3 separate regions of the Homo sapiens genome follow, and regions 1 and 2 are each linked to region 3. Evidence: chromatin loops called from intact Hi-C (ENCODE). Cell type or tissue: Caco-2. All regions are shown on one strand. Links, peaks and the distances in the headings refer to the core of each region. The heading gives the core; the rest is flanking DNA. Region 1 has its middle 47 kb from the start of LINC02808. Region 2 overlaps FAF1 (Fas associated factor 1). Region 3 holds the start of DMRTA2 (DMRT like family A2).

Region 1 (11,209 bases), core at 3,474-8,473, 55 kb before region 3:
AAAGAACAAGAGAAGCAAGAGCAAACAAATCCAAAACCTAGCAGAAGACAAGAAATAACTAAGATCAGACTGGAGCTGAAGGAGACAGAGACATGAAAAATCCTTCAAAAAAATCAATGAATCCAGGAGTTGGTTTTTTGAAAAAAAAAATAGTAAAATAGGTAGACTAATGAAGAAAAGAGAGAGGAATCAAATAGACACAATAAAAAATGATAAAGGGGATATCACCACTGACGCCACAGAAATATAAACTACCATCAGAGAATACTATAAACACCTCTATGCAGAGGTGTCCTACTATAAACTAGAAAATCTAGAAGAAATTGATAAATTCCTGGACACATACACCCTCCCAAGACTAAACCAGGAAGAAGTCAAATCCTTGAATAGACCAATAACAGGTTCTGAAGTTGAGGCAGTAACAAATGGCTTACCAGCCAAAAAAAGCCCAGGACCAGATGGTTTCACAGCCAAATTCTATCAGAGGTACAAAGAGGAGTTCATACCATTTCTTCTGAAACTATTCCAAACAATTGAAAAGGAGGGACTCCTCCCTAACTCATTTGATGAAGCCAGCATCATCCTGATACCAAAACCTGGTAGAGACACAACAAAAAAAGAAGACTTCAGGCCAATATCCCTGATGAACATTGATAAGAAAATCCTCAATAAAAACTGGAAAACTGAATCCAGCAGCACATCAAAAAGCTTATCCACAATGATCAAGTCAGCTTCATCCCTGGGATGCAACTCTGGTTCAACATATGCAAATCAATAAATGCAATCCATTATATAAACAGAACCAATGACAAAAACCACATGATTATCTCAATAGATGCAGAAAAGGCCTTTGATAAAATTCAACATCCCTTCATGTTAAAAACTCTCAATAAACTAGGTATTGATGGAACATGTCTCAAAGTAATAAGAGCTATTTTTGACAAACCCACAACAAATATCATACTGAATGGGCAAAAGCTGGAAGCATTCCCTTTGAAAACCAGCACAAGATAAGGATGCTGTCTCTCACAAGTCCTATTCAACATAGTATTGCAAGTTCTGTCCAGGGCAATCAGGCAAGAGAAAGAAATAAAGGGTATTCAAATAGGAAGAGAGGAAGTCAAATTGTCCCTGTTTGCAGATGACATGATTCTATATCTAGAAAACCCCATAGTCTCAGCTCAAAAGCTCCTTAAGCTGATAAGCAACTTCAGCAAATTCTCAGGATACGAAATCAAGGTGCAAAAATCACAAGCATTCCTATACACCAACAATAGACAAGCAGAGAGCCAAATCATGAATGAACTCCCATTCACAATTGCTACAAAGAGAATAAAATGCCACCTAGGAATACAGCTAACAAGGGATGTGAAGGACCTCTTCAAGGAGAACTACAAACCACTACTCAAGGAAATAATAGAGGACACAAACAAATGAAAAAACATTTCATTCTCATGGATAGGAAGAATCAATGTCATGGAAATAAACATACTGCCCAAAGTAATTTACAGATTCAATGCTATTCCCATCAAACTACCACTGACACTCTTCACAGAATTAGAAAAAACTACTTTAAAATTCATATGGAACCAAAAAAGGGCCCATATAGCCAAGACAATCCTAAGCAAAAAGAACAAAACTGGAGGCATCACACTACCTGACTTCAAACTATACTATAAGGCTACAGTAACCAAAACAACACGGTACTGGTACCAAAACAGACACATAGACCAATGAAACAGAATAGAGACCTCAGAAATAAGACCACACATCTACAACTACCTGATCTTCGACAAACCTGACAAAAATCAGCAATTGAAAAGGATTACCTATTTAATAAATGGTGCTGAGAAAACTGGCTAGCCATATGCAGAAAACAAATTGGATCCCTTCCTTACACCTTATACAAAAATTAACTCAAGATGGATTAAAGACTTAAATGTAAAACTCAAAACTGTAAAAACTCTAGAAGAAAATCTAGATAATACTATTCAGTACATAAGCATGGGCAAAGACTTTATGATGAAATCACCAAAAACAATTGCAACAAAAGCTAAAATTAACAAATGGGATCTAATTAAACTAAACAGCTTCTGCACAGCAAAAGAAACTATCATCAGAGTGCACAGGCAACCTACAAAATGGGAGAAAATTTTTGCAATCTACCCATCTGACAAAGGTCTAATATCCAGAATTTACAATGAACTTAAACAAATTTAGAAGAAAAAAGAAAAGCAATCCCTTCAAAAAGTGGGCAAAGGACATGAAAAGACACTTCTCAAAAGAAGACATTTATGCAGCCAACAAACGTATTTTAAAAAGCTCAACATCACTGATCATTAGAGAAATTCAAATCAAAACCACAATGAAATATCATCCCCTGCTAGTCAGAATGGTAATTATTAAAAAGTCAAGAAACAACATATGCCGGCAAGTCTGTGGAGAAATAGGAACACTTTTACACTGTTGGTGGGAATGTAAATTAGTTCAACCATTGTGGAAGACAGTGTGGTGATTCCTCAAGGATCTAGAACCAGAAATACCATTTGACCCAGCAACCCCATTACTGGACATATACCCAAAGGAATATATATCATTCTGTTATAAAGATACATGCACACGTATGTTTATTGCAGCACTATTCACAATAGCAAAGACATGGAACCAAATGCCCATCAATGATAGACTGGATAAGGCACATATACACCATGGAATACTATGCAGCCAAAAAGGGATGAGATCATGTCCTTTGCAGGGACATGGATGAAGCTAGACGCCATCATCCTCAGCAAACTAATACAGGAGCAGAAAACCAAACACCACGTGTTCTCACTCGTGAGTGAGAGTTGAACAATGAGAACACAGAGACACAGGGAAGGACACAACACACACTGGGGCCTCTCAGTGAGGCGAGGGGAGGGAGAGCATCAGGACAAATAGCTAATGCATGTGGGGCTTAATACCTAGGTGATGGGTTGGTAGGTGCAGCAAATCACCATGTCACACGTTTACCTATGTAACAAACCTGCACGTTCTGCACATGTATTCTAGAACTTAAAATAAAATTTTAAAAAGTAAATAAATAAATAAGTGAATAAATGAAAACCTCACATTCTAAAAAGCAAATAAACCAACAAAAATTACAGGCACATGCCTGTAATTCCAGCTACTTGGGAGGCTGAGGCAGGAGAATTGCTTGAACCCAGCAGGTGGAGGTTGCAGTGAGCCAAGATCACATCACTGCACTCCAGCCTGGGTGAGAGAGACTCTGTCTCAAAAAAAAAAAAAAAAATGCAGGGCAACATAATTTCTAAGAATTCACTACACAAGGGAAAGCTCTTCCTGATAGTTGAAAACAAACTGATAAATATAGAAAAAATAGTGGAATTAGAAAATTACCACCAGATAGCATCATTATAACAATTGATTCAAGCAAGAATCATCAGTGATGCTAAAACTAGTAAGAGATAGGTGCTTATTAATTACAAAATGAAAAACAATAACTACACTGGAGAAACCTGGCAGGCACCTCCTTAAACATGTGATTAAAGTTAACATCACCAGCAACAGTAATAGATACCATGTGCCTCCTGATATGATGCACTGAGAAAAACACAGCATCACTTCTGTGATGTTCCTGCCAACAGTGCACGACCTAAATGTAGCTTGTAGGAAACATTAAACAAATTCAAACTGAGAGACATCCTGCAAAATACGTGTCCTATACTCTTGAAAAAAATGTTAATGTCATGAAGGCAAAGAAAAACTAAGGAACTGCTACAGATTAAAAGAGGCTAAAGAGACATGACAACTAAATGCAGTACAAAATCTGGAATTTTTCTGCTCTAAAGGACATTATAGGCACAGTTGGCAAAACCTAAATAAGTTCGTTACATAAAATAATAGCCCTGAATCAAAGTCCCTTCCTTCCTTCCTTCTTTCCCTTCCCTTCCCTTCTCCTTCCTTCCTTCCTCCCTCCCTCCCTCCTTCCCTTCCCTTCGCTTCCCTTCCCTCCATCTTTCTTTCTCTCTCTTTCCTTCTCCCTTTCTTTCTTTCTTTCTTTCTTTCTTTCTTTCTTTCTTTCTTTCTTTCTTTCTTTCTTTCTTTCTTTCTTTTCTCTTTCTTTAACAGAGTCTGACTCTGTCATCCAGGCTGAAGTGCAAGTAGCATGATCTTGCCTCACAGCAACCTCTGCCTCCTGGAATCAAGCAATCCTCCCACCTCAGCCTCCCAAGTAGCTGGGACTCCAGGTGCCCATCTCCACACCTGGCTAATTTTTTTTTTTTTTTTGTAGGGAAGGGGTTTCACCATGTTGCCCAGGCTGGTCTTGAACTCTCAGCTCAAACCATCCTCCTATCTTGACCTCCCAAAGTACTGGGATTACAGGCATAAGCCACAGCGCCCAGCCTAAAACCCATTTCAAAGTTTAAAAGCATGTAAAGGGATAAAGGGGCATCCTTATATTTTTTAAAATGCACATATTAGGGGAATCTGGTGTGAAAAGTAGATAGGAATTCTTATAATTTTTTCCCTGTCTGAAATTTAGGGAGAAAAATTTTTTAAAAGAGAAAATTTAAAAGCTGGTCAGGTACTGTGTGCACATGGGTCTGGTTTGTTGACAGTAGGCAGCCCTGGAGTCGGGGTGTTCTGACTGGGCCATTTCATTGGGTGTCTCCCCACACCAACTCAGTACCATCTTCCAGTCTCCTGCCTGGAAGGAGGTGCTAGGAGCCCAGTGAGGCAGCAAAAGGGTGCTGTGCTGAACATGCAGGACATAAACATTCACCTAATCTGTGTTCAGTACAGGGTTCCCACTCCCAAGCACCTCCCCTCCCAGGCCACAGACCCTCTGTTTTATCCTCTCTAAATAAACCTCTAGTCTTCTGGATTATAGGGGGAGAGTGTCATCTGACTGCAGGAAGAAGAATCAAGGGCTCTAACTACTTTCTGTTTTTAGCCTAACCTACTTCTAGAAGTGCCTGAGTATTCTGGGGGTTCCCAGTGTAAACCCAGTTGCTCATGTAGACCTGTTAGGGTGTAAGATGCAGCTTTCTGAGGTCTGTTGCGTCAAATGTTGCTCTCTGCTCCAGCTTCCAAAATGCTGCTTGAAATTTGCTAGGAGGGTAAGACTTAAGTATTCTCACTACACCAAAAAAGAAAAAAAAAAAAAAGGTAACTGTATGAGGTGACAGATACGTTAATTAGCTTGGTTGTGGAATCATTTCACAATGTATGCCTATATCAAAACATCATGTTGTACACCTTAAATATATACAATTTTTGTCAATTATACCTTAATACAGCTAGAAGAAGATTTTAATGCTACTGTCTTCGCTGTTGTTCTCTTTGTCCTTGTGGGTTTGAATATTTTAATAAAATCTCTTTGCTGTCATTTTAGTAGAGTTTCAGGAAAAACCACATGTCCAACCTGTCATCATCAACTGGAAGTCCTTTGCTATGTTTTCTAATCTTCTACAATGACATGCATTGCTTGTGCAATTTTAAAATATATTTAAGCACATAAAAGAACTAAATGTTGTGAAACCATATAAAACAGTTTAGAAATAGGATGTTCATCAGGCTTCTGACGGGAGGATAATTAAGCTCTGAAAAGCGGCTGGGTGATGTGAAAGAACTTGAAGATTGGGCTCACATCCCAAGGCTGTCTTTCATTGGCATTGTGACATGAAGGTGAATACAATCCTCTGTGAACGCATTTTAACCCTCGGTTACCATATGAGGGGAGGCGTCTGTAGGGTCAACTGCACAAGGCTTGAGAGTTCAAATCTCGCTGAATTCTAGAGGCAAAAAAGGAGGTCCTGCACCCAGGCCAAAGCCCTCCTTTGGCGCTGAGGCTCAGGAAAGAGCACGTCAGTACCCGCTGTTAACTCGGAACTGAGGCTGCAGCCAGGCCTCTGTCCCCCGCACCAAGAACAAGGTAAAAATAAATCCAGAGAGTGAGTCAAGTCAGGGGCTCGGCGCCAAACCCACAGCCCCGGCCCCATGGATGCATAGGGCGGTCCACACCTGTATCTACCAGCGCTCACCTCCAGCGTTAAACCCAGGTGCGCGGCGGCCGGGATAAAGTGGGGCACGCGAGGAACTGACTTTCTATATTATACCACACGGGGGCAGCAGAGGACAGGCAGAGAAAACCGAGAGGGTCTTGGGAATGGGGTGGGAGAAGGTAGGAGACTGGGAGAGAATATAAAGGGACAGAAAATACACTAAAAAGAGATGGCAGAAAAAAGAAGGGCGCGGGAGACAGACTCGGGGCGATAAAGGGAGGAAGCACTACTAACGTAGTGATCCCGCACATATGGACAGTTACTATGTGCAAGGTGCTGGGCACTCACTGTGTCATGGAGTACAGGAGCTCGTTTCATAGTTGAAGAAACAGGATGGGAGGTGGCGTGGCCAGCCTTCAGTCACAGCATGGGCACCAGCACCTACTGGCAGGGTTATTTAACTTCTCTGTGCCTTGCTTTTCTTATCTACCTCACAAGGTTGTGAGGATGAAATGAGATAACACGTGTAAAGCTCCAGAACAGCACCTGGCACATGGCTAACATTCAACAAACGCCAACGATGATGATGATGATGGTGGTGGTGGTGATGATGATGATGATGGTGGTATAATGATGATAGTGATGATGGTGATGGTGATGATGGTGATGATGATGATGGTAATGGTGGGGGTGATGGTGGTGGTGGTGATGGTGGTGGTGATGATGATGATGGTAGTGATAATGATGATGATGGCGATGATGGTGATGGTATAATGATGTTGGTGATGATGATGGTGATGATGATGATGGTGGTGGTGATGATGATGGTGATGGTGGTGGTGATGATGATGGTGACAATGAAGATGGTGGTGATGATGATGATGATGGTGGTGATAATGATGACAGTTATGATGGTGATGGTGATGGTGATAATGGTGGTGGCAATGATGATGGTGATTATGATGATGATGATGATGGTGATGATGATGATGGTGATGACGATGGTGATAATGATATTGTTGAATCCCTACATGGAGGAGGACCCTTGGTTTCCAGGTTTGTGGAGTGCTGTTGAAAAAATCTTCCCCCATATTTCAGATGGGGAACTGAAGCCCAGTAAGATTGCATGACAGCACAGGGACCTACAGCCATGCAATACGAGGGCCAGGATTCAAAATCAGGTCATTTGACCCTTTCCACCTCACCCTCTACCTCAGCACGGGACAGAAAGTGCCTGTTCATCCCAATTGCTAAAATATGTGCCACATTTACCTGCTGAGTGCAGCCTGATGCCAGGCCCAGGGCTGACACCATGTTTTGCTCTCAAGCAGCTTACTCTTGGGAATGAAAGGTCAGAGCGAAGAGCAGGTGGGAGGTCTGTTGGACGTGCTCACCATCCCTGTTGTGGACAAAGAGAAGAGGATCCGGTCCTGCTCATGTCTCACACGCCCAATTTCTGGCCTGTCAGGGACAAATATCTGGATAGTGAGCATGCCAAACAGATGTCACCAGGAGAGGGAGCATGTTGCTATGGGAGGAAGGCTGCACCTGGTCTCCAAAGCCTGACCTCCAATTGCAGCTGGGTGCCCCTAGGTCAAGTACTTAAACATCCTCCTCTGCCGCAACCTCTTCATCTGCAAAACGAGAATAATAATGATCCTCTCTTCCTCAACAAGGCAGGGTGAGAAGATGAAATGATGCGATTAATGCAAAGGGTCAGCCTGGCACACAGGATTCTCCAAGCAGGGAGTTCTGTTATCTGGAAAAGGAGAATGATAATATTCTCACTGGGTTATTTCATAGAGTGACAGAAATTATTGGTGTTCCAGTGCCTGAGACACAGCAGATATTCAATCAGCCCTGCTGCGTTAAATCAGATCTGCTGCCATGCTTCGTAGCATTGGAGTCCCTCACAGGGATGCAACGTCCCAATACAGGTTGGCCTTTTCAGCTAACAACAATAACTTGGGAACAATGCCTTTGCACCTCTCAACCATGTACCTCAAGAAGAATGTGTGCATGGGACGGTGAACACTTCAAAGGAGAGTGAGCTTCGGGACCTCCTTCAAGGAGCCCTGGGTCAGCCCCTGCTGTGTCCACTGGTGACCGTATGGTCCTCTCTCCTGATGCATCCCCTCCTTCCTTGGCCCTCACTCACTCTTAGCGGGTGACCCCAGACTGATTCACAGAGCCAACTGTGGCCCCAAAACAACCCCTAGCAGCTTTCTTTTCAACAGTGGCCAGCAACCTCCACAATCCTTGCCCCTGTCCTTCTGCCCCTCTGAAAAGCAGAGTCCTTTCTCTGGCCCAAAGCTACTCTCTGCCCATGCACCTCTTCATCCACCAGTTCCTCTCTCCTGGCAGCTTCCCACCAGAAGTGAAGCTGGCTCCACACGCCAGCAGATCGCCGCCACAGTCTTCGCTTTCTCCCCTCCTGCCCAAATGCTCTTCTCCTCTCCCCTGGCTTCCACCTCCACCCTACTCCTCTGAAACAAAGGCCCCTTGTCGCCTCTTGAAAGTTTCTCACCCTCTCTGAAGAGGCTTAGTGAATTTTCCAAACAAGCAATGAAAGGAAACCTCTCTATTTACCAAAGCAGCCCTTTAGCAGCCTGAAGCAGTGTCAACCCTCCCTCCTTAAAAACCTCCCATGCTCCTTTGATGCCAGCGCTCCAGGTTTTCCTCCTATCTCTCTGCCCACATCTCCTTTGACTCCTCAGTAGACTCCTCTTTTTCCCTGCTGACAATTCCTGAAATCTCTGTCTTCAGCCCAAATCTTTCACCTGAGCACAGACTCACATGCCCAGCTGCCTCCTCTCCATCTCCACTTGCATGTCCCACAGAAACCTTTGACCCAAAGTGTCAACAAATGAGCTGACTTCCTTCTCCCCTCCTCAGACTTTGCCATCTCCATGCCCTCAGCCAACCAAGCCCAAAAACTCTGCCAGACCCAGTGCTTCTCTTGTTCTCATCCCCGTGGCCAATCAACCTTCATGTCCTGTCAACTCTGCTCTCCAAAACTCCCTTGGGTCCACCTTCCTCCAGTCAGCCCAGGGAACACTCAAGACTACATTCCTCCAGTCCACCTGCTCTGGGAAGTCTTCCATGCTTGCCCCAGGCACCATTAGGGGCTCCCTCCTTGGAGCCCCCTGCCCTCTGTACACCACAGGTTGTGCACTGGCCACTCAGGGACCACAGCCAGCCTTCAGATGTGTAGTGTTTTCCTTCACTATGAAGGCCATCACACAGCTTTTAAAAACAAGTCACTACCAACTGTTGCCTAGAGCTGCCTAACATAACTGGCTGACTTAAAGTAACAGAAATTTATCCTCTCACAGTTCTAGAGACTAGGAGCCTGAAATCAAGGTGTCGGTTAGGTATGCTCCTGCCAACGGCTCTAGGGGAAAATGCTTTCTTGCTTCTTCTAGCTTCTGGTAGATGCCAGCAATACTTGGCATTCCTCAGCGGTGGCAGCATCACTCCAATCTCTGTCTCTGTCTTCACATGGTCATCTTCCCTCTGTGTCTCTGTTCTTGCTTTCTCTTCTTAGATAAAGACACATTGGATTAAGACCCACCCTAATCCCTATGACTCCATCTCACATCTGCAAAAAAACTATTTTCAAATAAAGTCATATTCTGAGGTTCCAGGGAGACATAAATTTCGGAGGGAAAGTATTCAACTCAATACTTTTTTTCTTTAAGTGATGATGTGTCTCCCTATGTTGCCCAGGCTGGTCTCAAACTCTTGGCCTCAAGACATCCTCCCATTTCAGCTTTCCAAAGTGCTGGGGTTACAGGCATGATCCGTGACACCCACCCTCAACTCAATACATTTAAAATAAGGAAATTTCAAATAAATATCCAGATTACCACTTCTCTTTTAAAAAATTGGATTTGGCCCCATATCCTGCATCTCAGATTCTTGCGTAGCTGCTGACGCTGAGAAGCAGCCTCCTCAGTCCCATTTGCACCGGGCATATATTCTCCACTTATCACAGTCCCTTCCACAAGGGGTCCAACAACTGCAATGGCAGGAAAGTGTTAAAGAAATATCCCAAACTTATCCCCCTGGAAACTAGTAGTAACTTTCTGTCAGAGTAAGAGAAAGTGGCAAAGGGGAGAGTTGTGTGCAACTTTTCAAGAGGAACCTGCTGTCACCCCAAGCACTTCTCTCATTTACATTATCTGCCTTGCCCCTGTAGGAATTTTCATCTGGAGCATGGCTGTACAACAATGGCATGTTCATGAGACTCTCACTCACTGGATGACCCTGTCCATACCCCACCCATATCCCCTTGTCCTTATTTACCATTCCTCAGCCTGTCTACTCACCTTCCAACTTCGATCATCTATGTTACTTTACCTAAGAGCTTCCTCTGGCTACCAGAGCCCCTTCTTCCTACCCATGGGCCATCCCTTAACCACGGATTGACAAAAGTTGGTGTATCAATACATCAGCTCCCTCACCCCTCAGGTGGAATCATTCTAAGGCATGAGTTCTACACTGGAGTGCTCACAGTCCCCCCGCAGGGTGAAGCTCCAGCTACTCACAGTGGCAACTTGTTTCTGTACCATACCCTCTGTTGGCTCACTACCTGCCCTGTCTCTTTTCCCTCTCTCCTGGAGAAGTGCTTCCTGGGATCCCCTGTCGAATAAGCTATTTGCACATGAGCCCTTCTCTCAAGGTAGGCTTCTGGAGAAAACCAAATTGGAGGACAGAAACATGGCCTGTTTGCCATATTCATCTCCCCATCCACAGAACACAGCACAATTAATAAGCACATCATAAAGAGTACTCATTATTCATCCATTTATTCAGCTATGTGTGTCTAGCTCCACTTCATGCCAGGCCTGGGCTAGAGGCTGGGATATATTGATGAGAGGGTGCACTAATTTTCCTGCCCTCCTGAAGCTTCTAATCCAGGAAAAACCAACTTTCAAGAAAACAGAGACTGCTTTCCCCTAGAAGCCAACAACATGGTCCTGAATAAACTTAGAAATGTTAAAAAAAAAAAAAAAAGTGGAGAAATAGCACAAGCTAGCAATGAGTAGGAACTAAAATGAGTGAGTTGATTCTTCATTCACCTGGCAAATATCCACTGAGTACCTATTCAAGCATTCCTGGCACATGCATGAATACTTAAACAGTCAAACAGAATACCAGAAAGTCAAAGTCAGTGTTCCCATAGAGAACACAGAGAA
Region 2 (5,000 bases), core at 1-5,000, 120 kb after region 3:
CAGCTGACACTTTATGGTAGCCTTAACCAACAATTTGTTCTAATCAAAGAGAGACTTAAAATTTTAATTAATCTGATCAATCTTCCTAAAATATGAATTATGTTTGAGATTTTCAAATTGCAATCATCAAGAGCCTGTAGGGCTGATGGACAGTATGAAATTGTAAAAATTCCTACTTGTCAATTCATTCCATTATAATTAACAAGAAGGTGGTACTTCACAGTACAGATGTCAAATCTTTCTCATGGCTAGGAGACTCTGCTTCTTCCTCCCAAGATCATTTATGCACAGGGCTACCATTTATAACACTACCAGCAGCAAAAAATTCAGTTCAAAACATTAGAAGGAAAATAGATGGGGAAAAACCAGTCATTTAAAGATAAAATGCATGGTTCTCATAATTGTGGTATTTTCTTCCTTTTGAAGAGATAAAAGTGTACCAGTGCATCCAGTGGCAGGGCCAAAGTTGTCAACCCAACTGCACATGGCATTCATCAGAGTTAGATGTCATAAAGTGATAAATGGTTTCCATAAGTAAATTCCTGCAATCTCAAACCCAAAGTGGGGAAGCAAGGGCAAACCACTCTACAACAAAGGGAAATGGCTCTGTTTTTAAATAATACAATTTCTGAATAAATTGAACAGCCTGCCCATCATAGAACATTTGAGGAGGGGACTAACGAGTTGCCAAATCAACCCAAGGCCAAATGCTAAAATTACAAATTTGAAAAGACAATAAATGCCCTCACTAAGGGAATGATACAAGGGAAGAAGGGAGAGAAGGATGAAGGAAGGGTTGAGGCAATGAGTGAAATGAAATAGTTAATCATAAGTCAGATATACTTTTATATTTTCCAGTTCTTGCTATTAGAAAACTGGTAAGATAAGATGAAATGGTTTTAATCTAAAGTTTGGAGAGAAATATAAACAGAATATCTGATGGTTAGCATGTATTAATCACTTGTAAAATTTTTCATTGCTGAAGCATAGATATTTCTATCTTGTTAACGGAAACCAGGATTACTAATAAATCAGATATGGCAAAAAGTAATCTTGTTTAAATTCAAAACAGGATATTGTTTAATTTCTTTCAACTTAAGTCATAATTACCTAAGTCACTGGCTTTCACCAAGCTATACTCTAACATAAAATATATATTAAATGGAACCTAGCAATTTAGGGGAAGGGAGATGAAATTCCACAAATGCTCACTGCCTACCTACCGTATACCAGGTGCTGTAAAAGGAAGAATATTTGATAAAAAATAGAGGGCACAAAACTGTCAACTACTCTATTTAAGGGTTCCTGATTACTACATATTTCAGTGTGATTCCCATGAGTTTAAAAGAGCCTCAGGTATAAAGTGGAAATAACACTTACCTTTAAAACACTTGTCTTCTTGTAAGGATGAAATAAGTTAAGATACAGAAAACACTTGGACTTGTGCCTAAAATATGGTAGGCCCTTAAAATTGGTCGCTATTTTACTATTATTAAATGCATAATAATATTTAACACTTTTATCATCATTTCTTTTAGGATTAAAAATGATAGTTTATAGCTACAGGCCAGCTCTATGAGACTTTATTTTGCACAGGAAGATACATTAGCAAAGATTTGTTGACTAAACCAACACTGTCACTGTTTTTTTTTTTCCATTCAGAAAATGAATGGGCAGGTATCAATATTTAGAAAATAAGACAATACATTATAGATGCTGCATTTGTACAATACCACAAAATTTTAAACATTTACAACTGGATACAAAACTAAAATCACTATTTTCTTTTAAATACATTTATATTTAATCATAATATGGCGAAAGGTCAAGGGGGAAGTGGATCCATGTGGAAAGGGCATCCTCCCTTTATAACAACTTGCTCTCCTGGGAAGAAATCCATTCCTGGGATTGCTAAACTAGCTTAATGAGAACAAGAGGGAGAACCCACTACCATGAGAACAGTCAAGGACATGGTGGGTCCATGACCCAGGCATCTCCCATTAGGCTCCACCTCTTAAAGGTTGCACCTCCCAACATTTCCACACTAAGAATTAAGGTTCCCATATGAGTTTCGGTGGGGATGCTCAAACCATAGCATAATCCTAAATCTTTGGTTTAAACTAAACTAAGTTAGGAAAACAGAGTATATGACTAAGCTAGGGGAAACTAAGGTAAAGGCAGTGATCCTAAACCTTTAGTGGCCTATAAATCACCTAGGGAATTTATTTAAAAGGCAAGTTCCTCAGCCCCATTCCCACAGAGAAGGTGATTCAATAGATTTGAGTCAGGAAACAGCCTTTTTAATACGTCTCCAACCCCACCCCAGGTAATTTTGATGCAAGTGATTAATGGCCACACTTTGAGACACATTGCTTTCTGGACACAGGACTCTCTTTGTAAGACTTTAATCTGTCTCTGAAGGCAGTTCTTAAAAGAAATCATCATAAAAATATTTTGGGCAATGATAGCTTCACTGGACCAAGTGTCTAGTCTCCTGAGTCAACCACTTTAAAAATATTAATTCCCACTTGCTTCATTTGTATGGGTAAACTCCAATCTGATCTGAAAAAAATACTAATAAATATCTCAAAAGTCTGTGAGCTCCATGTGATGGAGGGAAAACAAAGCAGGGAAGGGGAGGTTGTAATATAAAATAGAGTGGTCAGGGAAAGTCTCAATGAAACGCTGACATTTGATCAAAGACTCAAAAGAGGTGAAGGAGGAAATGAAATATTTATCTCAGGGAAGAGAATTTCAGGTGTAGAGAACAGGAAATAAAAGACATTGAAGTTGGAAAGTATCTAGCATATTTGAAAGGTAACAAGGAGGTTACTATAGTTGGAGCAGAGTGAAGCATAAAAGACAAAAATTGATGAGTTTTATTAAACTTACATGGTAAAACACACACACACACCACAGAAAAAAACAAAAACAAAAACACCATAACTAGGCCAAAAGATAAATAACAAACGGGGAAATTTTCTGAATTCCAAACCACAAAAAAGAGGCTAATTTACTCATTATATATAGAATTCTTACAAACTAGTAAGTAAAAGATCAACAAAAAATAAAGTTTCTAGAAATGGAAATAGTAATAGCACATAAGCATGTTAAAAAGATATGCAAAATTACACATATTGAATTTGCTCCTAATTATAGCTACATATATATATATATTCGAGATGGAGTCTTGCTCTGTCACCCAGGCTGGAGTGCAGTGATGCCATCTTGGCTTACTGCAACCTCCGCCTCCCGAGTGATTCTCCTGCCTCAGCCTCCCAAGTAGCTGAGATTATAGGTATGTGCCACCATGCCTGGCTAATTTTTGTATTTTTAGTAGAGATGGGGTTGCACCATGTTGGCCAGGCTGGTCTTGAACTCCTGATCTCAAGTGATCCACCTGCCTTGGCCTCCCAAAGTGCTGGGATTATACAGGTGTGAGCCACCATGCCCACCTAAAGCTATATTTTAAAAAAAAAGAAAAAAGAAAAAAAAAACATTTTTCACCTGTCAGATTAGTAAAGAAAAAAAACTGGCTTTGGCAAGGTTACAGGAAAACCAGGAAAAAGTCACTACTATACACTGTTAGTATAAGTGAAACTGATACAATTCCTTCATGGGCAATTTGCCAATAAAAATTATAAATCACACATACTCTTAAACAAGCATTTAGTCTATAGATATATTTTCATGTGGAAATCACCTATGTACACACAGTTAATTACTGGATGTTTGTAACAGCAGAATACTGGGTGTAACCCATCAATTACTGGATGCAGTAGCTCACACCAGTAATCCCAGCACTTTGGGAGGCCAAGGTGGGGGGAGGAAATTGCTTAAGCCCAGGAGTTGAAGACCAACCTGGATAACAAAGTGAGACCTGCCTCTACAAAAAATAAAAAAATTAGTTGGCAAGGTGGCATATGCCTATAGTCCCAGCTACTTGGGAGGCTGGGGCAGAAGGATCGCTTGAGGCCAGGAATTTGAAGTTACAGTGAGCCATGATCATGACACTGCACTCCAGCCTGGGCAACAGAGTGAGACCCTGTGTCTAAATCAATCAATCTTGGTTAAATAAAATTATAGTATATTATGGAATTTAAAGAGATACTATGTAGCCATTAAATAGATTTCTTTATTAACTGATATGGAATATCTTTATGAAGTAATGTTAGTGATAAAAGGAAGGTATTAAATTGTGTTTACCATTTGTGTAAAACTGGGGAAAAATAAATACATATTAATTTGGTTTCTTTTTTTGTTTGTTTTTGAGACAGAGTCTCACTCTGTCGTCTAGGCTGGAGTGCGGTGGTGCAATCTCAGCTCACTGCAACCTTTGCCACCTGGGTTCAAGCGATTCTCCTGCCTCAGCTACCTGAGTAGCTGGGATTACAGGCACGCGCCACCACACCTGGCTAATTTTTGTATTTTTAGTAGAGATGGGGTTTCACCATGTTGGTCAGGTTGGTCTCGAACTCCTGGCCTTGTGATCCTCCTGCCTCAGCCTCCCAAAGTGCTGAGATCACAGGCATGAGATACCGCGCCCGGCCATTAATTTGTTTATATACAAAATAACCTCTGGATGGATAAATAAGAATGTTGCCTCTGGGGAGGGTCACATAGATATGGGTTTAAGAAGGAGACTTTTTATTACATACCTTTTTATGCCTTTGAATTTTGATTAATGTGAATGTGTTAGCCAATCATAAAACTGGTAAAAGAGCAAGTCCCTTACATGAAGAAAAACTGCATGTAATCCCAAACCTTTAACAGTGTTAAACATATTTTTCTATTTTATATGAGTCTTCTGTTCAAATCTATCTTTTTTGCAGTGGTGTGATATTGGCTCACTGCAACCTCCGCCTCACGGGCTCCAGTGATCCTCCTACCTCAGCCATTGGAGTAGCTGGGACTACAGGTAAGCGCCACCATGCCTGGATAATTTTCGTATTTTTTTTTTTGTAGAGATGGGTTTCACTGCATTGCTCAGGCTGGTCTTG
Region 3 (11,209 bases), core at 3,184-8,183:
GCAACAAAGAGAGCGACAAATACCGCAACGAGGAAAGTGCACCTTAAAACTTGTTTCCTTTTTTTTTTTTTACAATTGTATCGATATATATGTGTGTCCCAAAGACTCAGTGCCAAGAGATTTATACATCCTAAATTTATATTTGTTAGAGCGAATATTTAAATTTTTTAAAAGTGAGGGCTGGGGAGACACAGAAAAGACTCTCGGATTATCCTGCCATCCACTGAGAGCCGGATGAGCACAGCTAAGGAGCCGCAGGAGCCTGCGCTGCTGTCGCAGCCTCTGAATTCTCATGAATTCCCAGCCTTTTGGAAAGGGGGCCGGGTGAGGCTGGAAGAGGGATCCGGAGGTAGGAGATGAGGACCCAGGCCGCGCACCCCCTCCGAGAACACCTGCACCTGTCTGTAGCTGCTCCCCCTTTGCTCAGCCTTCCCCACCCACCCTCCTAAACAAAACCCAAAAACCACCTTAGAGTGAGAAGACGCCCAGCCAGGGCGCAGAGAGAGCGCTGGGCGAAGAGGGGTCGATGGCCCGCGGGAACAGGGCTGGGGTTCCTGTTTGGGGACCGGCCGGCTGCCAGGCCCCTCGCCCTACTGCTTCTCCGGAGCGCCGTTGACCATAGGCCCGTACAGGCCGCCGCCGTAGGTCGGCTCCTTGTGCACCGCCGCAGCAGCGGCGGCCGAGCGGTCACGCATGAGATCGCTAAAGGCGTAGTCCATGGGTGGGCGGAAGCCGAGCGTGGGCACCAAGCCGGCAGTGGAGTAGGGCGCCATGAAGGCCAGACCGCGGCTGTGCGCCGCCGCCGCGGAGTAGGCCAGGCGCAGGGGGCTGAGGCCGAGCGGCGCGCCCAGCGGGTAGGCGCCCGCGTCGGCACCGAAGTGACTGGCGTTGGGCTGCAGCGGCGAGAAGGCCGAGCGGCTGCTCAGCGAGCCCAGCGCCCCAGGCGCCATGGCGCCGGCCAGCAAGGGTCTGTGGTGCGGAGGTGCGGCGGGCCCCGCCTGCAGCGGCGCAGGCAGCCCAGGCCCCCCGGCGGCGGCGGCGGCGGCGGCGGCGGCGTCGACGCGGCTGGGCCACGCGTCGTCTGCAGCTGCTGCAGCACCCACGGCGGCCTTATCTGGGGGCGCCGCAGGGCCCAGGCCGGCCGCCAGGCCCCCACGGTGGTGGTTCAGCACCTGCTCGATGGCCTGCACCACGTCGCCGCCGCAGCCCTGCAACACCAGCTCCAGGACGCCTCGCCGGTGGCCTGGGAACACGCGTGTCAAGATATCCAGCGGCGTCCGCTGCCGTGGACCCGAGCCTCCGCCCAGCCCTGGCGCCGGCGCGGCCTCACCCTCTTCTTTGTCAGCCTCTGAACCGGATTCAGAGCCCAGAGGGCTAGCGGAGCCCGGGCTGTCCTCCTCGCCGCCGCCGCCAGGGCCAGCGCTGCCTGGGCAGCTGCCACCTGCCTCTTTGGAGGCCCGAGCTAGGGGCGAACCAGAAAAGGACTCGCCATCGCCGTTCTCCGAGCCTGAGCCGGGCCGCACCTCTGGGGACGACGTCCCGGGCCCCGAGTCTGCGCCGTCGGGTGATAAGGGCTTCACCGGCGGCGGCAGCGGGCTGCCCGGGCGGCCTGCCTGCAGCAGCGTCTTAGGAAACAGGTCAAACTTCTGCAACTTGGCCTCTGGGAGGGGAGAAAACGTGTCGTGAGGAGCGGTTAGCTAGAAGACAGCAGTCACAGCACCTCGGCCCTTTGGATCTCAGTTTCCTCTCCCTCAGCCCCACAGCCCTTATTCACTAGGCTCCAGTGCCCCTCTTTCTTTTTGCTCTAGCATTCCTTCCGCTCTGAGCCCCTACAGCCCTGACCCCAGGGCTCCCTCTCTTTCTGTACTCCTCAGAACCCCAACTACCTGTGCCCTGTAAACTCGATGTTCAGTGCTGCTTTCCCCACGTCTGTGCCCCAACACCTCCACCCTTAACTGCCCTTCCAGTCCTGCCCTGCCGTGGAGAAGTGGCCAGGTCCAGGGTTCAAACAAGAGACAACATAACTTCTGCCTAACCACGCTGTACAGAAGAGCCCACTGTATAGAAAATGCCTGCCCTGGCAGTGCAGCCTGTAAGGAAAGGCGCCTTGGTTATCTAGGAGGTCCCAAGCTTCTCTACAGGCAGAAGTACAGCCCCTGTTTCTAATCCACCCTTTCCAAAATTGAGACCTGAGAAGTTCTTCCCTCCCAAGTTTAGAGCGGATCCCTCCTTTCCCTCAACGGCTCTGGCCTAATTTCTTCCCTCCCCACAAAAAGCCACGGGGGTCCAGAAAAAGAGGGTGGTGCTAGGCAGGCAGTAGGAAGCGAAGAGGAAAAGACATAGGAAAGCAGACCTGAGAAACCAGGGAGGGTGCGGAAGAAACTAGAAGGAGGGAGGGCGCAGCAAGCGGTTGTCCAGAGGGCGTTAGGAACGCGAGAAGGGGAAAAGAAACTAGGGCGTCTCAGAACCTAGGGCGTCTCAAAACCTAGGGTGTCAGTTAAAGGGGGGGGGATTCCTTAAGGGAGTTGGGAAGGAGCAGAGGGAAAGGGCCTGTGGAGAAGCGCAGAGCGAACGAAGATGCGCAGGTTTCCACCTGGGGAGAAGACGAAGCAAAGAAGCAGGGACCTGCCTGCGTTTGGGTAGAGGCGAGTAAAAAAATTAAAGCGTGTACATTTCGGCCCGATGCAGGAGAAAGGGGTAAAGTGCAAATGCTCCAGAAGCGGGAGAAAGGAGAGTTTCTGTACCCACGCTCCATACCCGAGGCTGGGCGAGCGGTGAACCCTAGCAGTCGCGGCGACTGGACACGGGGGTTCTACTCTTTCTGAACCGAGACAAGCCCCTGGGCCCCGTGCCCCAGAGCTACGATCCTGCTGCCCCTACCTGCGGCCTGGCCGCGCTCTCACCTGAGCCCCCTGCGCCAGCTGCTCCGCCTCCGGTCCCCGCGGGCGCTCCCGCTCCAGGTCCCCCGCCGTCGGCGGCGCACACTGAACCGAAGACCTCGTAGGCGGGCCTCGGGGGGATGATGCCGTTGGCGGCGGCCAGCGCCAGCCCCTCGGCAGTGCCGTAGAGCAGCTGCAGCTCGCGCGCCTCGTTCTCCTCCTGCGCCTGCTGCCTGCGCAGCGCCACCTGCGCCGCCATGACACGCTGGCGCTCCGCGATGAGCGTGCACTTGGCGCACAGGCAGTCCTTCCAGCGACAGTAGCGTTTGTGGCCCTTGAGGGCCGACACCACGCCATGGTTGCGACAGCGCGCGCACTTGGGGGTCCGCGGGTACTTCTCGGCTGCCCGCAGCAACAGTGGCGGCCCCCGCAGCAAGCCGCCTGCCACGCTCACCGGTAGCGATGCAGCGGCCGCCGCGGCTGCCGCCACCGACGCCACCGACGCCACAGGCGGCCCCGTCGCTGTTGCCGCCGCCGCCGTCGCCGCGCCGGGCACGCTGGGCAGCTCCGAGCGCAGCTCCATGACAGGACCTGACGGGAAAGAAGGTGGGAGAGGGGAGAGACCTGGTGAGGAGCACACCGCGCGCTAGGCCAAAGCGCCGCCTTGAGGAACCCAAGCTGGAGAGGGAAATTTGGGCCGCGGAGGCTGGGCTAGAGGGGCCAGAATTGCTGGGAGGAGGTGCAGTCGGAACCTCCTTGTGAGCCCTAGCACCTTCACCCCAGTCTGGCCATGGCTGCTCTTAGACCTGATATACACGCTAGGGGTAAGATTTTGTCTGAATTAGTGATTCCGCTGGAAAAAATAAAGAGACATGTAAAGTGTGAAAGTCACTGATTCAGATGGCTGTAATGAGAATTTGGAAAAGTTAAGATGATACCCCAAAGCTTAGCCTAATTGGGGTGAGACGGGTGAGAGAAATGCTCGTTTGACGGGACTGGGATTAGAGCGACAGTTTTGGCCCAGAAGTTAGGCTGATGCCAAGGGCAAAACAGGAAAACCCGGAGCAAAACGGTCAGTTTGGTGGAAGGGTGAAGAGGAGAGAGATGTGAAGGCGCAGATGTGAAGGCCGGTTGGGCCGGAGTTTTGTTTCTTTTTGTTTGTTTATTTTTAATGCAGTTTGGGGCAGAAGCTTTGGAGAGAAAAATCAACAACAGAAAGAATAGCTTTAGGAAGCAGAGTGAGGACGAGGAAACAACTTGGGCAAAGTTAGGCCCAGTGGCTCTGGGACCCGTAAAAATGTGAGCGCCAAAAGTTCCACGGTGAGGGCCTCCAGAGAGTGAGAGACAAAATGTATGTGGAATTTAGCTTAGGACTGGGAAGTATTAAAGAGAAAAATTCGGCCAAAGAAACTTTCTGTATAGGCAAACCCAGCCCAAAGATGAGCTTCATGGGCAAGGAAAACAGTGAAAAGCAGCTGATCTGGGTGTCCGGGATCCAGGGGCCGCGCCTGGGAGAGGGGAATGTGTAAGAAAAAACCCCACAGGCAAATGCTGGGGGAGGGGATTGGGTAAAACCTGTGGTGCAGTTTTTTAGCTTCGCAGTCTGGAGTAGTAGTCGGGGCGGAAGACGTATCCTGCGAAAAGTTAGGCATTTCGGGAGGGGGATCTTTCTCGAAGACCACCTCACACTGCCCTCCCCTCCCCTCCGGGTTTAGGGACAGAGTCGTCAGACACGCCCTCCCCGTCTTGGGGTCCCAGGGGACCCCTCTCGAGCGCAGGCTCCTGCGTTCTGATCTCAGAGTTGGGGTCCTAGGACACGGATGGCCCAGCAGGCCGCACCAAGCCAGGGGAGTCGCCTTCGCAACTGGCCATAAACGGACACCAGAGTCCCTCCCACGCCGCAGCCCCATAAGGCCCAAGCAGGCCCAGCTCCCCGCTTCTGCCGCGGTCTCCTCTGCTTCCCGCGTTCCCCGTCCCTGCCAGAGCCCGCGACAGAGTCCTTGTGTCTCCGTCCGAGAGTCCCAGACCTCCTCTCTATGAGCGTTGCCTCCTCTCCCAGACCCTTCGGGCGTCCCTAAGGCCCACGGGGCCCAGGCCTCCTCAACAGGGGCCGCAGACCAGGTCTCCACCCACTGCTCTCCCTGCGGCCCTCAACTACCTGCCTTGGGCTCCGGGATCCTCCTCCTCCGCTGGCGCTGCACGCGCCTCCCGGCTCCACTGGCGACGCTGGAGCTCTTGGCCGCTTCCCTTTGCCCCCGGCCCCTTATCTGACCACGTCACCCTCCTTCAGTCACCATGTCCGAACTTCCGGACCCCTCAGAACGCAGCGCAGTCCAACCCTCCCTTCAGAAATCCGGGTCGGAGGCTCGTCTGCGGGCCGCGTGGTTGGAACCCGCGACCTGACTCTCGCCGTGCCGGGTCCCCTCGCGGTGCGCGCCGGACGCTGCGCGCAGCCGGGGCCCAGTTGCCCGGCGCTGCCAGACTCTCAATGAGCCGCTCGCCCGCTCTATTGTTGGTCCTTAGGGCTCCATTAGACAGAATTGGACAACAATGTGGCGCCTGCCATTGGCCAGGGGAGGCAGACGGCGCTCTGATTGGCCGGGCCCGCGCCCGGGGAGCCCCGCATTCTGCAGTGTCCGAAAGATTCGAAACTCCAAAAGCTCCACTGCGTGCCTCTGGGAGGGGAGGGGGCGCGCCAGGAAAGGAGTGGAAAAAAGTGGGCGAGGAGGAGCGTTGAAAATTTCCTGACAAGTAGTTTCCGTGCGCCCGAGAGCGTGTGAATTGCTCCTAATTACCGTGTCCGGTGCGCCTCTCTGCGTAGACTTGTGTAACCTCTCGGCTTCTGGGGCGCCGGCTCGGCTGCACCGCTCTTACTGGCCTGGGGCGCTTGGCAAAGCCGAGCTTCCCAAGTGGCTCTGGAGCCCTGAGGCGGGATGGGGGGCAGGTGACAATTCAATTACTGCGGTCGGGGTAGGGGCGGGACAAGGGTGCGGGGGTGGGGAAGGGAGGGTGTTCAAGGCATAAATGCCAGGACGATTTTTCCTGCCTTCTTCCTGCTATGTTTCGGCGCGCTCCCAAATCCGACGAGTTTGGGGTAGTTGGGGGCTGCTTTGGTTTTTTCCTCCTGTCTCCTTAAAGCTCAGTTACTTTATTTTAAAAGTCCTGATACGATAGTCATCCTGGAGGGTAAGTGTGGTTTATGAAGATTTTCGTGTTTAAAGAGAAGCTCAGCGAAGAGAAATGAGATTGCACTTCCTGTCGGTGCCCGCCACGTCCCTCGCGCCCTGAGCCTTTCCTCTCCCCGCCCCTCTTTTCGCGTCCCTCAGCCCCTTTTGAGCTCTCTTTTCCTCACTTTTCAGCATCTCGATTTCTTTTCCGTGGTGGTGGGATTCTTTTTGTCGTTATTGCAAATGAACAAATAGCCCCCCCCCCTTTTTTTTTCTTTTCTAAACGAAAGTAAAAAGTGGCCTCTGTGTCTCCGCAGATTCTCTTAAACTCAGGACGCGCATCGGTCTGTCCGACCTTCCCGGCAAGAGACAAAGTCACTGCTGGGAGGCCCCCTCGGACAGTTTTCAGTTTTAACTTTCGCCTTATTCTCGTCTTGTCTTGATGTCACGGCCCTGAGGAACAGCTCGTTCTGCAGAAGAGGTAACAGGTTTCAGATTTTGTTTCCTTTTTGAAAGGCTGTTGCCTTTCAAACATCTGGAATTAATGCCGCGGCCCTCGGGCGAGTCGCCCTCGGTTTCTGTAGCTCTGATTTTATCTCTGTGTCTTTTCCCCTCTAATTTCTAAAGTTCTGTTTTTCCCTCTAATTCTGTTTTTCCCTCTAATTTCTAATGTTCTGTCACTCTCGTTTTTGTTCTCTACTTTTCTCTCTCTCCTTCAGAATAAAGAAAATTCGTTTAAATAATGAGGAAAATGAGCGTTCCTGTCGTTCTCCCTCCACTCTTGACCGTGCGTCTCTGCGTTGCTCTTTCGAACCTCCAGGCCGGCGGGAATCTGGGCGCGCAGACTCGGCCCGGGTCGTCGCGGCCTCAGGACGCAGCCCATTCCGCCTGGCACGACTACTGGGCCGCGTCTTGTCAGTCTATCAGCTTCTGAGCCCAGGAATGGGGGTGGGGGAAGGACGGTGCGACTAACGGGCCCCCACCCGAAGACCGCAGAACCTGGCGCCCCGGAAGAGCCCTGGAAGATGCCCACCGGGAGGCTGAGGCTGGAGGGAGGAGTGGGTGGGGGTGATTCGCTGGAGGACCGGGCGGAGAGCTTCCAGAAAGTTCACCAGGCCCCGGCGCGAGGGCGCTCCGACACGGACAAGGTCTATGATAGCGATAAAAAGCTGGTTACTCGCTCCCAGAAAATGCCACTTGCTGGAGTCTGTGAATGGGTTTAGGAGAGAGAAGGGTGTCAGCCCCCGCGAGGGTCTCCCGCGTGAAGTGAGGATAAGGGAGTGCTTCAGGGATAATATGTCCTCTAGGAGCGCAGGACCCAGACCCCACCTTCCAACACCTGGAGGTTCCGAGGCCAAGTATGTCTAGCCCCGGCTGCACCTGGGTAGGTGAGCCATGGGGTCGGGGGAAGAGCGCCGACAACCGCCGGATTCCGCGCAGGGGCCGCCAGGCGCCTGCTCCCAGAGCTCCTTTGGACAAAGTTTTCGGGAAATTCTATTAAACCGAAAACGAAATAAACTATACAAATCTGCCTAGCTTTTGAGGGGGCGGTGGCCCAGGTATCCTTCTCGCTTGAGGCCAGGTCACCGTGAGATTTCCCCACTCCGGACCGGGGATCCCGCAGAAGCCAAGGGTGTAGCCACGAGGACTCGGGAACCCGAGGCGGCCCAGCAGATGCGTGAGGAACTTCATTTTCTCAGGAGTGGGAGGAGGAGCATCCTGGCATCTAACACAGCCCAACCAGAGGGAATCCGCCCAACCCCTAGTGGCGGCATCTCACTCTTCTCTCGCTCCTCTTTTCTGGCATTCACATCCCCACAGGTCTGAGACCCACAGCCTTTTCTCCCACTCCCCGGAGGTTAGGGTGTTCATGTGAGTGAATGTGTTATGGAGGGAGGCAAAATAAACCCGTTATGGAGGGAGGGCAAATAAACCCAAGGTCATCTCACCCACACTTCGACAGGGCAGGATATCCTCTGCCCAGCTTCCCAGGCCGCTCCAGGGCCAGTTCCTCCTGATTTGGATTGGGTTGGTCGGAGGGGAAAGCAAGGGCATGGCCCAACTGAGCCACCAGCACTAGTAGAGCACGCCCAGGTTGAGGCAGCAGGGTCTACCCCCTTCCCAACCTGAGTGTAGCTTCACACTTGGACACACCCCCTCCCACGTGCGTGTGACCACTCTCTGCAAAGTTTGGGACACACTCTCACGCCAGCATTCAGAGAGCACCACCGGGCCCAGGCTCAACTCTGATGCTACCCTCCGGCTCAAGGGGACCCCTTCAGTGAGTTTGACCTCACAGTGTTCTTATAAGCATGTCCCCATCCTGGGCCATCCACTTGGTGTGTGACATTCCCAGACTCCCACAGATTTCCACCTCGGTGATAGCACACGCCGACAGGAGCACATTCTTACGCAGGTATGCCCTGGTTTATGCGCGGAGCTCCAGTCTTACTTCTACAGTTGGGCCCCGGGCAGAAAAAGCCAAAACCCTCCGGGACAAATGAGGCGGCTGAGAGCAGAGGGTCTTCCTCACACATCCACACGCGTACTCTTAGCTCAGAATCATTTGCTGACGCCTCTGCTGTGCCAGGGGCTGGGGGCCCGGGTGAGAGGGCCCAGCCAAGAAAATCCACCCCATCCCTATTCGCCCCCGGCCCCATCCCCCACGCCCACGCCCAGGAACTGGTGGCGTCCAAAGGGACTGCGTTGGGGTGAGGCCGGGGTTGAGGGCCTAGGGCGCAGAGCCGGCTGGAGACGCGGCGTGGGGAAGGGGGCCGAGGGTGAGTAGTGTAGCTCTGAGTAAAAGAGCCAGGGGCGCCGATGGGGGACCCGGGAGGCATTGACTTTTGCGCTGTTTGCCCGCGGCCTCGGAGCAAGCAGACGCCATCTGTTTGCCGGCTGCGACGCGTCCCGTTTAATTACCCTCCCGGCAGCCTAATAGAGATGATATTAAACTAAATCTTTCTGACATTAAAAGTAATTATCCCCAAACCGGTGGCTCCGGGACGGAATGGCCCCTCCCGCACCCACCCCTTCCCTGGCCGCGCCGGATTCCGTTAGTTTGGCTGATACTCTCCGCCCGGGAATGGGGCGCAGAGGAAAGGGGGAAAGTGCCTTTGGGAGAAGGAATCTCCACGGGTTGCCCTACACGCGTTTTCCCGCACAACCACAGACTCTCCTGTTCCTATGTGAACACACGCACGTGTACACACAGACACGTAGCGACATTTTCCTCCAGATCAACTCATGAGTCATGCTGATGAAGACCCTCAGCCGCGCACACCCTCTGTGGACAGGGAGACGCGCAGCTTGGTTTCCTGTCCCCGTCCTCTGACACCGCTAAAATGGTCATTTTCCGTGGTCATAGCCACGGATCTATGCCACGACCTGGGACCGGGCATAATTTCGGAGCCAGAAAGTACTCCTGTGGTGGCGCCGGGTTTCTCAGGCGCTCTTCCAGCTAAGGGCCAGGAGCCCAGCGATTTCCCTACAGTTGCTTACTGAAGTCGCACCATTCTCTGCGAGGCAGGTCCGATTATTCCACTTGTCAGGTGAGAAAACAGACTCGGAGAGGTGAGATGACTTGTTCCACATTATCACAATTAGTGAGTAACAGTGCAAAAATCAAACCCGGGAGTACCCTCATCCAAAGCCAGGTCTGTCTGCACAGTGCAGGCGCAGCGGGCGCTGCGAATCGGCTCCTGGCCCAATGCACCCCTCCACACCCGTTGGCCGGGAACCCGCTGGTGCTCAGCTTCTATCCGGACCCCGGACCTAAAGGCCGGGCAGAACAACCAACTGAAGGTGGAGGAGCGAGGGCACTGGTGCTGATTGAGCGGCAGGAGCCCCCGAGGCGGAGTCCCAGCGGCTGCAGCCCTCCTTTGGATCAAGCCCTCGCGTCTTCCGGGCAGGCGGAAGGGAGGCGTCTGCCCAGTGTCGCCAGGCTTCTCACGATTTTCTGGTTGGGAGCATCTAAGCCTGAGACAAACGCATGGAGAGCGGTGTTCACCGCCCCACTATTTGTTTCTATTTGTGAGCGTCTACTGAGTACAGCCACTCTGATAAACACTCGGTGTGTGCTCTCTTGCTTGGCACGCAGTCCTTGGGGGAAGATGCGATGTTCCACATTTCAGACACGAGGTAGCCAAAGTTCAACAAGGCGACATAACTTGCCTGGGGCCAGAGTGCTGCCGAACTTCGAAAAAGACAGAAATCCAGATCCAACTCCCACTCTTAGGTTTTTTTCTCCTCACCTTCCGTTCCGAGTGGGTAGGATCAGACCTAGGGGCTTCCATTTGGTTCGATTCCATTCAGTTCACTAATCATTCACAGAAACATGAAAGTAGGAGTCATTCATTCATTCACTTATTAATTCGTTTATGTAACAGCATTTGTTGAGCATCTAGTATGTGCCAAGCTCTACGGATCCGAGACAAATCAACCATAATGGGCCCTTACAGAACTTGTTAGCCAACTGGGGACACAGTCACCTATCAATGACCTCACAGTGAGAAGTCTAATCTTGGGAATGGGGGAAGGAGAATGAGGGGAAACTTCCCCAAGAAAGGGACCTCTGATGTGAGAGGTTAGGTTTCCCAAAAGGAAACACTGTTATTGCTTGTTCTGATAGAATAAAAGTCTTATAAAACATTTTAGAAAATTCAGCAAAATATATTTGGTGAATTTTGCTAATTTTTTTTCCTGTTTACCTACACTGACAAAAATATACTTTACAGTACTTGGTTTTTGTTTACAAATATAAGGATTTTAATATTAATCTATCTACATAACCTTTTAAATGATTGTTTAATGTTCCATTGCATGGATCCCTCTTTCTTTAGCCATTTCCCTGTTAATAGGTATTTTGTTTGTTTCCAGTTTTTGCTCTAATAAATATTGCTACCACAAACATCCTTTGTGAATTTGCCAATTATTTACCTAGGATAAATTCCTAAAAATAAGATTGATCGGCCAGAGGCTTTTTACATTTTTTAAAGGCTTTTGATAGCTATCAAATAGCCCACAGGAAAGGTATCAATGAACACACTCAATACAAGCACATCTTGCTGATCTTTTAAATCTTTGCCAATTCAAACAAGAAAAATAGTATATCATTGTTATAATTTGCATTTCCTTAGTTATTCCTTACTTTTTCCTACATGG

The links. Hi-C counts contacts between places; a loop is a spot of excess contacts. Peaks named below come from ENCODE experiments on the same cell type or tissue, not always from the same donor. Only the 100,000 strongest peaks of a DNase experiment are listed, where the experiment ranks them.
Region 1: it touches region 3 in a loop (6-fold over the local background); 1 of 110 quality-filtered maps calls a loop at or near these places.
Region 2: it touches region 3 in a loop (1.8-fold over the local background); 1 of 110 quality-filtered maps calls a loop at or near these places.

Annotation. Positions count from the first base shown.
Region 1 is chr1:50,362,505-50,373,713 of GRCh38, forward strand. No RefSeq gene overlaps it. Among named protein-coding and RNA genes, the nearest start is that of LINC02808, 47 kb to the left of the region's middle. In Caco-2, for the core only: a CTCF peak has its summit at 6,158 (motif pointing right); no DNase peak of the experiment used is centred there.
Region 2 is chr1:50,542,114-50,547,113 of GRCh38, forward strand. The region is part of intron 13 of FAF1 (Fas associated factor 1); the gene reads right to left. Among named protein-coding and RNA genes, the nearest start is that of FAF1-AS1, 100 kb to the left of the region's middle. In Caco-2, for the core only: no CTCF peak of the experiment used is centred there; no DNase peak of the experiment used is centred there.
Region 3 is chr1:50,418,075-50,429,283 of GRCh38, forward strand. It overlaps DMRTA2 (DMRT like family A2), which reads right to left and starts at 5,369. Exons shown (of 3, transcript NM_032110.3): 1 at 5,042-5,369; 2 at 2,904-3,470; 3 at 1-1,660. The coding sequence starts at 3,462. The coding sequence ends at 591. It overlaps LOC105378714 (a long non-coding RNA gene), which reads left to right and starts at 5,472. Exons shown (of 3, transcript XR_947325.3): 1 at 5,472-5,823; 2 at 6,364-6,527; 3 at 6,766-6,798. RefSeq lists enhancers at 29-979, 980-1,929, 3,165-3,664, 8,376-9,369, 9,370-10,362 and a silencer at 6,492-6,551. In Caco-2, for the core only: no CTCF peak of the experiment used is centred there; DNase peaks (open chromatin) are centred at 5,117, 5,437 and 5,737; H3K4me3 peaks cover 2,373 bases.